Linked DNA regions of Homo sapiens: regions 2 and 3 are each linked to region 1. The links are chromatin contacts, found by Hi-C or POLR2A ChIA-PET in ENCODE. All regions are on one chromosome and are shown on one strand. Each heading gives the region's core, a stretch centred on a gene start or an enhancer-like site at or near the end of the contact. The rest is flanking DNA. Distances are from core to core; before and after follow the strand shown. Region 1 overlaps PPP1R12B (protein phosphatase 1 regulatory subunit 12B). Region 2 holds the start of KLHL12 (kelch like family member 12). Region 3 holds the start of PTPN7 (protein tyrosine phosphatase non-receptor type 7).

What was found. Hi-C counts contacts between places; a loop is a spot of excess contacts on that map. ChIA-PET counts read pairs that join two places held with the same protein, here RNA polymerase II (POLR2A). Pooled maps may share reads with other maps.
Region 2: a loop to region 1 is called in a pooled map, with 4 times the contacts of the local background. The contact joins the promoter of KLHL12 here to the enhancer-like site in region 1. A Hi-C loop is called at or near these places in 1 of 50 pooled maps. POLR2A ChIA-PET finds 5 or more read pairs at or near these places in 2 of 52 experiments (A673 and activated B cell).
Region 3: a loop to region 1 is called in a map of B cell, with 5 times the contacts of the local background. The contact joins the promoter of PTPN7 here to the enhancer-like site in region 1. A Hi-C loop is called at or near these places in 1 of 168 maps with a recorded cell type or tissue (B cell), 1 of 37 single-sample maps with no recorded cell type and 6 of 50 pooled maps.

Annotation. Positions count from the first base shown.
Region 1 is chr1:202,481,759-202,485,105 of GRCh38, forward strand. The region is part of intron 13 of PPP1R12B (protein phosphatase 1 regulatory subunit 12B); the gene reads left to right. Among named protein-coding and RNA genes, the nearest start is that of PPP1R12B, 130 kb to the left of the region's middle. Within about 2 kb of position 1,778, at least 7 of the 41 ENCODE cell types and tissues checked have a DNase peak (open chromatin) inside an H3K27ac peak, as active enhancers do.
Region 2 is chr1:202,925,438-202,928,784 of GRCh38, forward strand. It overlaps KLHL12 (kelch like family member 12), which reads right to left and starts at 1,797. Exons shown (of 12, transcript NM_021633.4): 1 at 1,652-1,797. RefSeq lists enhancers at 1,940-1,989, 3,066-3,347.
Region 3 is chr1:202,159,352-202,162,698 of GRCh38, forward strand. It overlaps PTPN7 (protein tyrosine phosphatase non-receptor type 7), which reads right to left and starts at 1,251. Exons shown (of 10, transcript NM_002832.4): 1 at 1,194-1,251; 2 at 1-103. The coding sequence starts at 51. RefSeq lists enhancers at 1-11, 112-201, 462-541.

The sequences.
Region 1 (3,347 bases), core at 528-3,027:
TGTAATATACAATATTTTGCTTTTAACCATAGTCACCTTACTCTGCAATAGAACATCAGAATTTATTCCCCCTGTCTAATTATAACTTTGAACCATAAACCAACCTCTCCCCATCCTTCTCTCACCTCTTCCCTCCCCAGTCTCTGGTAACCACTGTTCTACTCTCTGATTTTATGATATCAACTCCCCCCACCTTTTTTTAGATTGCACATATTAGTGAGATCATGCAGTATTTTTTTTTTCTGTGTCTGGCTTATTTCACTTAACCTGATATCCTCCAGGTTCATCTGTGTTGTTGCAAATGACAAGATTTTATTCTTTTTTTTTAATGGATGGATACTGTTCCATTCTGGATATACACATTTTCTTTACCCATTCTTCCATTTTTGAGGACTCAGTTTCATATTTTTGTTAACGTAAATAGTGCTGCCATAAACACGGTAAGGCAGATAACTCTTCAATATACTAATTTCCTTTCCTTTGGATGTGTACACAGTAGTGGGATTGCTGAATCATATGGTAGTTCTATTTTTACGTTTTAAAGGAACCTCCATACTGTTTTCCACAATGGCTGTACTAGCTTACAGTCCCACCAACTTGTGTAAGTGTTCCCCTTTTCTTCACATCCCTGCCAAAACTGGTTTTCTTTTGTCTTTTTGATAATGGTCATTCTAAGTGGTGTGAAATGGTACCTATTGTGGTTTTGATTTTCATTTCCCTGATGGTTTGTGATGTTGACCATTTTTTCATATACTCATTAGCCATTTGTATGACTTCTTTTGAGAAGTAAATGTCTGTTAAGGTCTTTTGCCCATTTTTAAAATCAGGTTTTTGTTTTTTTGTTTTGTTTGCTGCTAAGTTCCTTATATATTCTGGATATTAACTCCTTGTCAGATGTATAGTTTGCAAATTTTCTTTCCCATCCTTTAGGTTGTCTGTTTACTCTGTTTAATAGTTTCCTTTGCTATGCAAAAGCTTTTTAGTTTGTTGCAATCTCATTTGTCCATTTTTGCTTTTGTTTCCTATGCTTTTGAAGTCTTATTTAAAATATCCTAGCTTAGCCCCATGTCATGAAGCATTTCTCCTATGTTATCTTCTAGGTAGTTCCATAGTTTTGGGTTTCCATGTTAAGTCTCTAATCTACTTTGAATTGATTCTTGTATGTGGTGAGAGGTAGGGATTTACTCTCATTCTTCTGCATGTGGATGTCCCACTTTCCCAGCAGCATTTATTGAAGAAACAGTTTCTCCCCTAATGTGTGTTCTTGGCACCTTTGTCAAAAATCAGTTGGCTTTAGGTGTGTCAATTTATTTCTGGGCTTTCTATTCTGTTCCATTGGTCTACGTGTCTGTTTTTATGCCAGTACCATTCTGTTTTTGTTATTATACATTTGTAGTATATTTTTAAGTTATGTAGTGTGATGCTTCCAGCTTTCCACTCAGAATTGCTTTGGCTATTCATTTTTTTTTTCTGGTTTCCTATGAATTTTAGGATTTTGTTTTATTTCTATGAAGAACACCTTTTTTTTTTTTTTTTTTTGACATGGAGTCTTGCTCTGTCGCCCAGGCCAGAATGCAGTAGGCGCAATCTTGGCTAAGATATTAACAAGAAATTACAAAAGATAGAGAACTGGAAAGATAAACCTATGGAAGAGCTTCTAAGAGAAGCCCAAAAAGTATATGTAAAAAGAGAGAAAGACTGACAGAGGGAACAGAGGAAGTCTGTGCCCAAAATCCCAGTGAGTAGTTTGGTGGGAACGACGGTTACAGAACAGGTGACTCAGGATGACTCAGGTCAGAGCAGGTGATAGAGGCTAGGAGGGGGTTGTTTACTGAAGCTAGAGGCAAGAGGGTGAAGAGAACCAGGAAGTTAAGCTTTAAAATGGAGAATAGAGAATAAGAGAGCTGAATATACTGGCATACTGATTCTTTGAAGAGAAACTTGGAGTTCACTACATTTAACACCTACTGTTATAGTATTGCAGTCTATCTCTCCCTTTACCTCTAATAATATTTGCTTTATATATCTGGGCGCTCTGGTCTTGGATGGATGGATGTATTTATAGTTTTTATATCCTCTTGCTTAATTGTACCCTTTATCAATGTCTGATGACCTTCTTTGTCTTCTTTTACAGTTTTTGACTTAAAGTCTGTTTTATCTGACATGGTTACTCCTGCTCACTTGGTTTCCATTTGCATGGAATATCTTTTTCCCTCCCTTTACTTTTATTCTATGTTTGTCTTTAATGGTTAGGTGAGTCTGTTTTAGGCAGTATATAGTTGGGTCTTGTTTTTAATCCGTTCAGCCACTCTATATCTTTTAATTGGATAATTTAATCCATTTATATTTAAGGCTATTATTGATAAAGAAGGTCTTACTCCTGCTATTTTGTAAATTTTTTTTTCTGGTGGTTTTATAGATCCTTCGTTCCTTTCTTCCTCTTTTATTTACTTCTGTGGTTTGGTGGTTTTCTGTAGTGCTGAGCTTTGTTTCCTTCCTCTTTCTTGTTTGTGCCTCTGCAGTAATTTCTTTCTTTCTTTGTGGCTACCATGGGGCTAACATTAAAAGTCTTATAATAGAATGTTTTAAGCTGATAGCAACTTAACTTTGGTTGCATTAAAATACTCTAGACTTCTCTCTTTTGTTTCTGTAATTTACTTTTTTACCTGTGATTGTATTCCTTAGCTACTAATTGTAAGTGTCACGGGTTTTGACCATTTTGACTTTAAACCTTCGTACTAGAGGACTGAGAGACTTACATAGCACCATTAAATCACTGGGCTAGTCTGAATTTGATTTATGAATTTACCTCTATTGGTGAGTTTTATACTTTTACATCTTTTCATGAAAATAATTATAATCTTTTATTTCCAGTTATACCATTCTCTTAAGTATTTCTTGTAAGGCTAGTCTAGTGGTGATGGGTTTTTCTCAGCTTTTGCTTGTCTGGGAAGGTCTTTATTTTTCCTTCATTGGTGGTTGATAGCTCTGCTGGATATAGTATTCTTGGCTGACAGGTTCATTTTTTTCCCCCAAACACTCTGAATATATCATCTCATTCTCTCCTGGCCTACAGGATTTCTCCTGAGAAATCCAGGGGTACAGGGCTGCTGCTTGACCAACTATCAGGCCAAGCATGGGTACAGCAGGGCCACACAACCCTGCAGTGGTCTGTCTTTGGGGCAGGGCTGCTGCTAGACTGGCTGTCAGGCACAGTGGTGTGTGGCCACAGCAGGGCTGGGTGGTTCTGCAGCGGTCTGAGGGATGGAACCACGGTAGAACTGGTTGTTGGGCTGGATGTGGGTGTGCATAGGTTCAGCTGGCCAGCTAGCTGTGCAGTGCAGGTA
Region 2 (3,347 bases), core at 547-3,046, 440 kb after region 1:
TTGACATTTAATATGATCAATGCTGAAATGTAAGTAGAGATAAACAATATATGTCTTGTAAATCTTGACAAGGTTCTTGTCTCAAATGATAAACCGAAAATATAAAATTTCTTAAAGGTGTTATATTATTACTATTTAATGTCCTTAAGTAGATAAGTATTTAGAGCATACATAAAAAGAGGATCCTGCTTTATATGTATGCTTTCTATCCTAGAAGTTGCACAATAAATGTTTAGAATTTAATGTAAGAAAAAGTGTGTATTCAACTTCAACTTAGAGCAAGAAAGGCCACTCAGTAAAAATAAACTTTTTTCTAAAGAAGTATCCAAATGATATGTCTGATGACTTCCAAACATATCTGGATTTCTTCTTAAAATGAAACTTCAGGCCGGGCCCAACAGCTCACTCCTGTAATCCCAGCACTTTAGGAGGCTGAGGTGGGTGATCAGTTGAGGTCAGGAGTTTGAGAGCAGCCTGGCCAACATGGTGAAACCTAGTCTCTACTAAAAATACAAAAAATAGCCAGGCGTGGTGATGCGCGCCTATAATCCTAGCTACCAAGAAGGCTGAGGCCCGAGAATCACTTGAACCCAGGAGGTGGAGGTTGCAGTGAGCCGAGATCACACCACTGCACTCCAGCCTGGGCAACAGAGCGAGACTCTGTCTCAAAAAAAAAAAAAAAAAAAGAAACTTCAATTGAGGACCCATTACCTACACTGAATAATGGAAACCACGCAAGTTATCGATGGACTTACACTTGCTTAAGATATTGAAGCTCTTCAACAAGAGGGTATTCCTACTCTACATCTGTGAATGTCCATTACTGTTAAAGAATCGATATTGGAATCCAAAACTTTCTGAAATGATCCGGGGGGAAGGAAATCAAACTGTGGTCTCCAAAAGTCCACAAGTCACAATTAATCTTTCAACAGGAAAAATGAGATCCTAAATTCTCATCTACTTCTGTTTGTAGTTGGCATTTTACTCTATAAGCACTATAGATAATTCCTCCAACAACTCTGCAAGACCCATTTTACAGAAAAGCGGGTGATTCATCAAAGCATATGTTTTTCAAAAAGACTTAAGTCAACTTAGTTGCAACTCTAGGGGTGTAAAAAGGTCTAGAACAAATGTCCATTTACTATGAAGACAGCCCGGGGGGTCTTTTATCGTTTCCGTGTCAAAATGACAGTACCCCGGTGCAGAGTGGTCTTCCTTCTAGGGGATTCCTGCCTCAACACTCCAAGTCTCAGCATATCCTTCATCCTCACCCTTCTGAAGTGACCTATTTTCTAGAACTTTCGTTAACATCTGAATGGAGGGATTCCACTTCGGGAGATTCGGGGCAGGGAATGGGTAGTAAACTCGGGAAAGACTAAATTCTAGAGAAGGAAACGAAGTCCTTCCTCCTAATACCACCAGGCATATGGCCGCCACCGCCAGGTGGAGGTATCGGAGAGGGGCAGTTCAGGGGGAGAGTTGAGAGGGTGACCGAGGCCAGATGCCCCACCCCACTGCCAGCCTTCCTCCTCTGTTGGGCATGTCTCCCATTCCGCCTTGCAGGGAGACCAAGGATGGGGGGTAGGGCCATAACCCGGAGTTGACGGACAGGAAGGGAAGGGCTGACTGCCATCACTTCCGCGCAACTCACCTCCGCTCCCGAACCCACACAGCCGCACCGGGCCCGTCCCCAGCCTGTGGGGATGGAGTGCGGCGCGGGGCTAGCAGGCGGCTCGGGAGGAGCCGAAGCGCCGCCCAGACCCGGAGGCTCTGGAGGCTCTGGAGCCGTCCGGGTCTGGCCCCTGCGGCCGCGCGACGTGATGACGCAATGCAGCTGGAGCACCGCCCTCCCCCCGCTCCAGAGTCTGCGTCACGTGAGGAGGTGGTGTCACGTGACCTGTCTGTACCCTAGCGCGGGGCTTCTGTACGCTGCTAGGAAGCCGAATTACAAAAAGGTCGGGTGGGCAGGGAATGGTGGCTCACGCCTATAATCCCGGCACTTTGGCAGGCCGAGGCGAGCGAATTACCTGAGCTCCGGAGTTCCAGACCCGCCTGGGGATCACGGCAAAACCCCGTTTCTACAAAAAAAAAAAAAAAAAAAAAATTAGCCCGCACCGCGCCTGTAGTCCCAGCTACTCGAGAGGCTGACAGGAGGATCACTTGAGCCAGGCAGCAGAGGTTGCAGTGAGCCAGGATCGCCACTGCACTCCAGCCTGGGCCACAGAATGAGACCCTGTAAAAAAAAAAAAAAAAAAAAAATGTCCAGGCGTGGTGGCTCACGCCTGTAATCCCGGCACTTTGGGAGGCCGAGGCGGGTGTATTACTTGAGGTCAGGAGTTCGAGACCAGCCTGGCCAACATGGTGAAACCCTATCTCTACTGAAAATACAAAAAAATTAGCCGGGCGTTGTGGCACGCGCCTGTAATCCCAACTACTCAGGAGGCTAATGCAGGAGAATCGCTAGAACCTGGGAGGCGGAGGTTGCTGAGCCGAGATCGCGCCATTGCACTCCGGGCTGGGCGACCGACTGAGACTCTGTCTCTTAAAAAAAAAAAAAAAAGGCCAGGCGAGGTGGCTCACGCCTGTAATCCCAGCACTTTGGGAGGCCGAGACGGGTGGATCACGAGGTCAGGAGATCGATTCTGGCTAACACGGTGAAACCCCGTCTCCACTAAAAATACAAAAAAATTGGCTGGGCGTAGTGGCGGGCGCCAGTAGTCCCAGCTACTCGGGAAGCTGAGGCAGGAGAATGGCGTGAACCCGGGAGGCGGAGGTTGCAGTGAGCTGAGATCGCGCCACTGTACTCCAGCCTGGGCGACAGAGCAAGACTCCGTCTCAAAAAAAAAAAAAAGAAAAAAGAAAAAAAAGAAAAAACAAAAAAAAGGCTGGATGTTGTGGGGTCCGGCAGGGAGCCTGGGAATGTATCTACAGCTCGGCGATTGGCTGAGCCTGAGTTCCTCCCTACCGCTCACTAGGCAGGGCAGGCAGAGAGAATTCCAACGCTTAATATGCCAAGCATCTGATTGCAGCAAGTATGTTTTACCTTCCAGGTACTGAGGAACTTTTTGACATCGAGAAAACCCACAGAGGCCTCAAATTTATTCACGTCCATTGTCCACAATGGCCTTTTCGGGCCGAACAACGCTGCGGCGAGAATCCTCTGAGCCTTAGGATCCACAGACCTCAGTATATACTCTGCATCATAATGGGCCCTGTCATCACCACTGAATTGATTCTAAGGAAATTCTAATTGATTCAGGAAATTCTAATTTATTTTGGTGCACTTAGTGACTGAAAAGGCAAAAAGCTTAATTAGTTCAGCTTATCTGAATGTCTAGACAAATTGT
Region 3 (3,347 bases), core at 1-2,500, 320 kb before region 1:
AGACAAGGTCAACGGCTGTGCTCTGGAGCGCCCCCCATGGGCTTGGACCATGCTGAGGTGGGGTGCTGGGCCCAGGGGAGGCTCACTCAGCCATGAGGTCTGCCTGAAAGACAGGGCCCTCCGCTGCTGTTCTCTGGCCTGCCTGATTGGCCAGAAGGAGGCTCCCATGCCAGGCCAGGTTTGCACTCTGTTTTCACTGGGGCGTCTTCTGTTCCCCAAGAGGTGGCCTCATTTTCACTAAGGGAAGGACAGGATCTATTTGGTGGGACCCAGGGCAGAAGGCAGTCTCGGGGTAGAGTAACGGCAAGATAAAGGGTAGAGATTGTGGATGAAGATAGGAAAGAATCCAGAAGGAGGAAAAGAGAGAGGGGAGAGAGGCCACACACCAGAGTACACAGGGCTCTGAGCAGGTCCAAGTGGGAGAAGGCAAGGGAGGAAACAGAAAATATGTGTTCTCTAGGACGGAAGGGAGAAAGCACGCAGAAGCCATCTCTGAGCTAACCAGTGGGCCTTCCCCTGAACAGAGAATGGAGGCCTCCAGCAGTGTTGGAGCTGGTTGGGCAGCCAGGCAGGCGGGCTCCTGGACCCCAGCAGGGTCCTCTCCTAACTGCTGCTGTTCCACTCCCAGGTCTGTTTCTGGCTTCTGGGGTCTCTGTCCAGGGAGGTAGGCTGGAGGTGTTTCCTTCCTCCTCCTGCCCATCCCCCCGTCTCCCGCCTCTGTAACCGTCACAGGAAATGGCCTCACCAAGCCCTTGAACGACAGCGCATGGTGAGGCGACAGCTGGGGGCAAGACAGGAGGCATGGAGGTGGTGGGACCATCTCCTCTTGGGGGCAGTCCCTATCTCCCAGAGCCAGGGTCACAGTGGGCGAGGTGGCGGGGGTGTTGAATCACCAAGGCAGCAGGGACGGAGGTGAGGGGACAGAATGGGCCTGGCACAGGTGTGAGTGGTAGAGCGAGGGTCTCTGGTAGCAGAAAAGGTCCCTTCAGCCTCTGCTCTCCTTGTAGCTCCCTGTGGCTTCCCTGCTCACCCCCGTCTTGGGGACATCAGGTCTGTGAGCACCCATACCCCAGCCAGGCACTGTGGCGCCCCACTCGCCCTCCCGCACTCCCTCCTAGAGATGCCCTCTTATATCCCCGGAGTTCGCACCCCCCGGGGCCACAGGACTCCCAGTCCCCCCTTCAGATACTTACTGAAGCAGCTGTGGCCCCCAGGCTGCCTCTTGCCAGCTGTCTGTCTGTCTGTCGGTCTGTCTTTGAGGGCTGAGAAGGCTCCAGGAAGCCAGCTTCCTCCCTCCGCCCCTCCTTGCTGCCACCCACGCACACCCCAGCTGCATTCTGCCCTCCTGTGCCTGCTGCCGCTGCCACCAGGGGTCGGCTGCCTCCCGCCTGTGCCCTTCTGGGGCCCAAGGCCCCGTTCCCTGGGAATGGGTGAGGGGCCAGGCCTTCCCGACCATCCTGCTTTCCCCAGCTTCCAGACCCTCTCCCCTCTTCTGTGTTTCTCCTCTGGGTCTTTGTCACATCCAGCCGCTGCCTACTTGCTGGGCACAGCTCGCCTGACCCCCAGCTCTGTGCTGTCCCACAAAGAACCCAAGGCTCTCCTGCTCAACCTGACCTTGGCCGGAGGCTTATTTCTCCTTCTCTGCTTCTGCCCCACAGCCCTCTCCCTCAAGGCCCTCTCCCTCAAGGCCCTCTCCCTCAAAGCCCTTGCTGCTTCAAGCCTTGGGAATTCATGGCCAAGCACAGACCACATCTTCCCAGAGCAGATGTGGCACAGACTCGGGGTGGGGAAAAAGAAGAAGCAAGAATCCATGCCTCACAATGTGAAGGAAAGGGCCGGGGCCAGGCCAAAAAGGTCGTCTCCACGCCTGTGCCACGGCCCAGCTCTCCACAGCCCACGGCCTGAGTGTAGGCCAGCCCAGCAGGAAGCAGATAGCAGAGTCCACTTGTGGGAGGGAGTCCGAGGGGCTTCCCCTGGGCCCTCAGCCCCCTGCAGGCCTCCTCCCAGAACCCTGACATCTACTTAGAAGACTTACAGACAGTGGACAGTCTCTGGCCCTCACACCAGGGGACTCCCATGTCCTCTTCGCTGCTGGGGTGCCTGGATGCCTGGGACCTGAAGGGTGGCCCCCAAGTCCAAGACTCCTCTGCCCACTGCCCCTGCCTGACCTTGGCAGGCTCCTTGCGGGCCAGCAGCCCAGCCGGTTCATGCTCGCTGCACGCCTCCTTTTACCTTGTAACATTTCAAACGCCCTTCCCTTCCCGGCCCCCAACATGCACAATCCACGTCCTCTTTCTTCCTCCCACTTCCCTGATTCAGCTGTCAAATGGTGACAGCAAAAAAGAAATGAGGTACCCTAGGCACAGGGGGTAGGCATGCCGGAGGGGGTGGTCGGGAGGGGGCTGGCCTTCTGCTGGCCCCTTGAGGAGGAGGGTTGAGACGAAGAACAAGAACAGCCCCCAGAGGCTCAGAAGGCCTCCCAGCACCCGCCCTTGCTCTTGGCAGTGGGGACAGGGGCTGGCTCTTTTTTGAGCCCCTCCATGGCCAGCTGATCCTGGCACCTCCTTCCCTGCAGCCTGCGTTCCTCTCCGGAGTGGGTGGGTTTCCCTGAGGAGGAGGCCGATTAGGGCTGGGAAAGGGGTTGGTTCCCGTGCTCAGGACAGACTGGAGGGAAGCAGGAACCTGGGAATCCCTAACATGCTTGCGAGCAGTGACCTGGAGACTGGCCTCTGCCTCACCCCCCACACCAGTCAGTGTTTCCACTGGTGGGTAGTGGGGGCCCTGGGGACACAGGAGGGGGCAGGTGGGGGTTGGAAAGAGGGCCCGGCTCTGAGCCTATGCTGATTGTTATCAAGAACAGGAAGCTAGGACACCACAGGGGTGGGAGGAGGAAGCGGCAAAGCCCTCCCCACACAGGTCTGCCTGGTCCCCCCAAGTTTCCAGGGTCTGAGCCCTGTTGGCTGTGAGCCCACCCCTTTCCCCCACAGACTGAGGCCTAGCAGTGGCTGGACAGTTGGAAGCTGAGCTTCACAGCAAGGAAGCTGGGAGCCAGGCGATGGGGAAGATAGTTGGGGTTGGGGGTGGGGGTAGTGGCTGAGCATTAGGCAAGACCTCTCAAAGATCCCCTGTTCCCTCTGGGTGGATGTGGGGTAGAGGGGACAGTCACTCCTTGGCTCCTGCCCACTCCTTCTTCCCCTGTGCTTAGGGATACCTGGACATCCATGGAGGTGTGTGGCCAGAGCTCATGAGGGCTGAGGATGCCAACTGCAACCTCAGATGGCACAAGACATGCGTCATCGCCCTGCACCTCCCCCTCCCCAGCCTGGCCTGGTGACTTGGGACGCCCC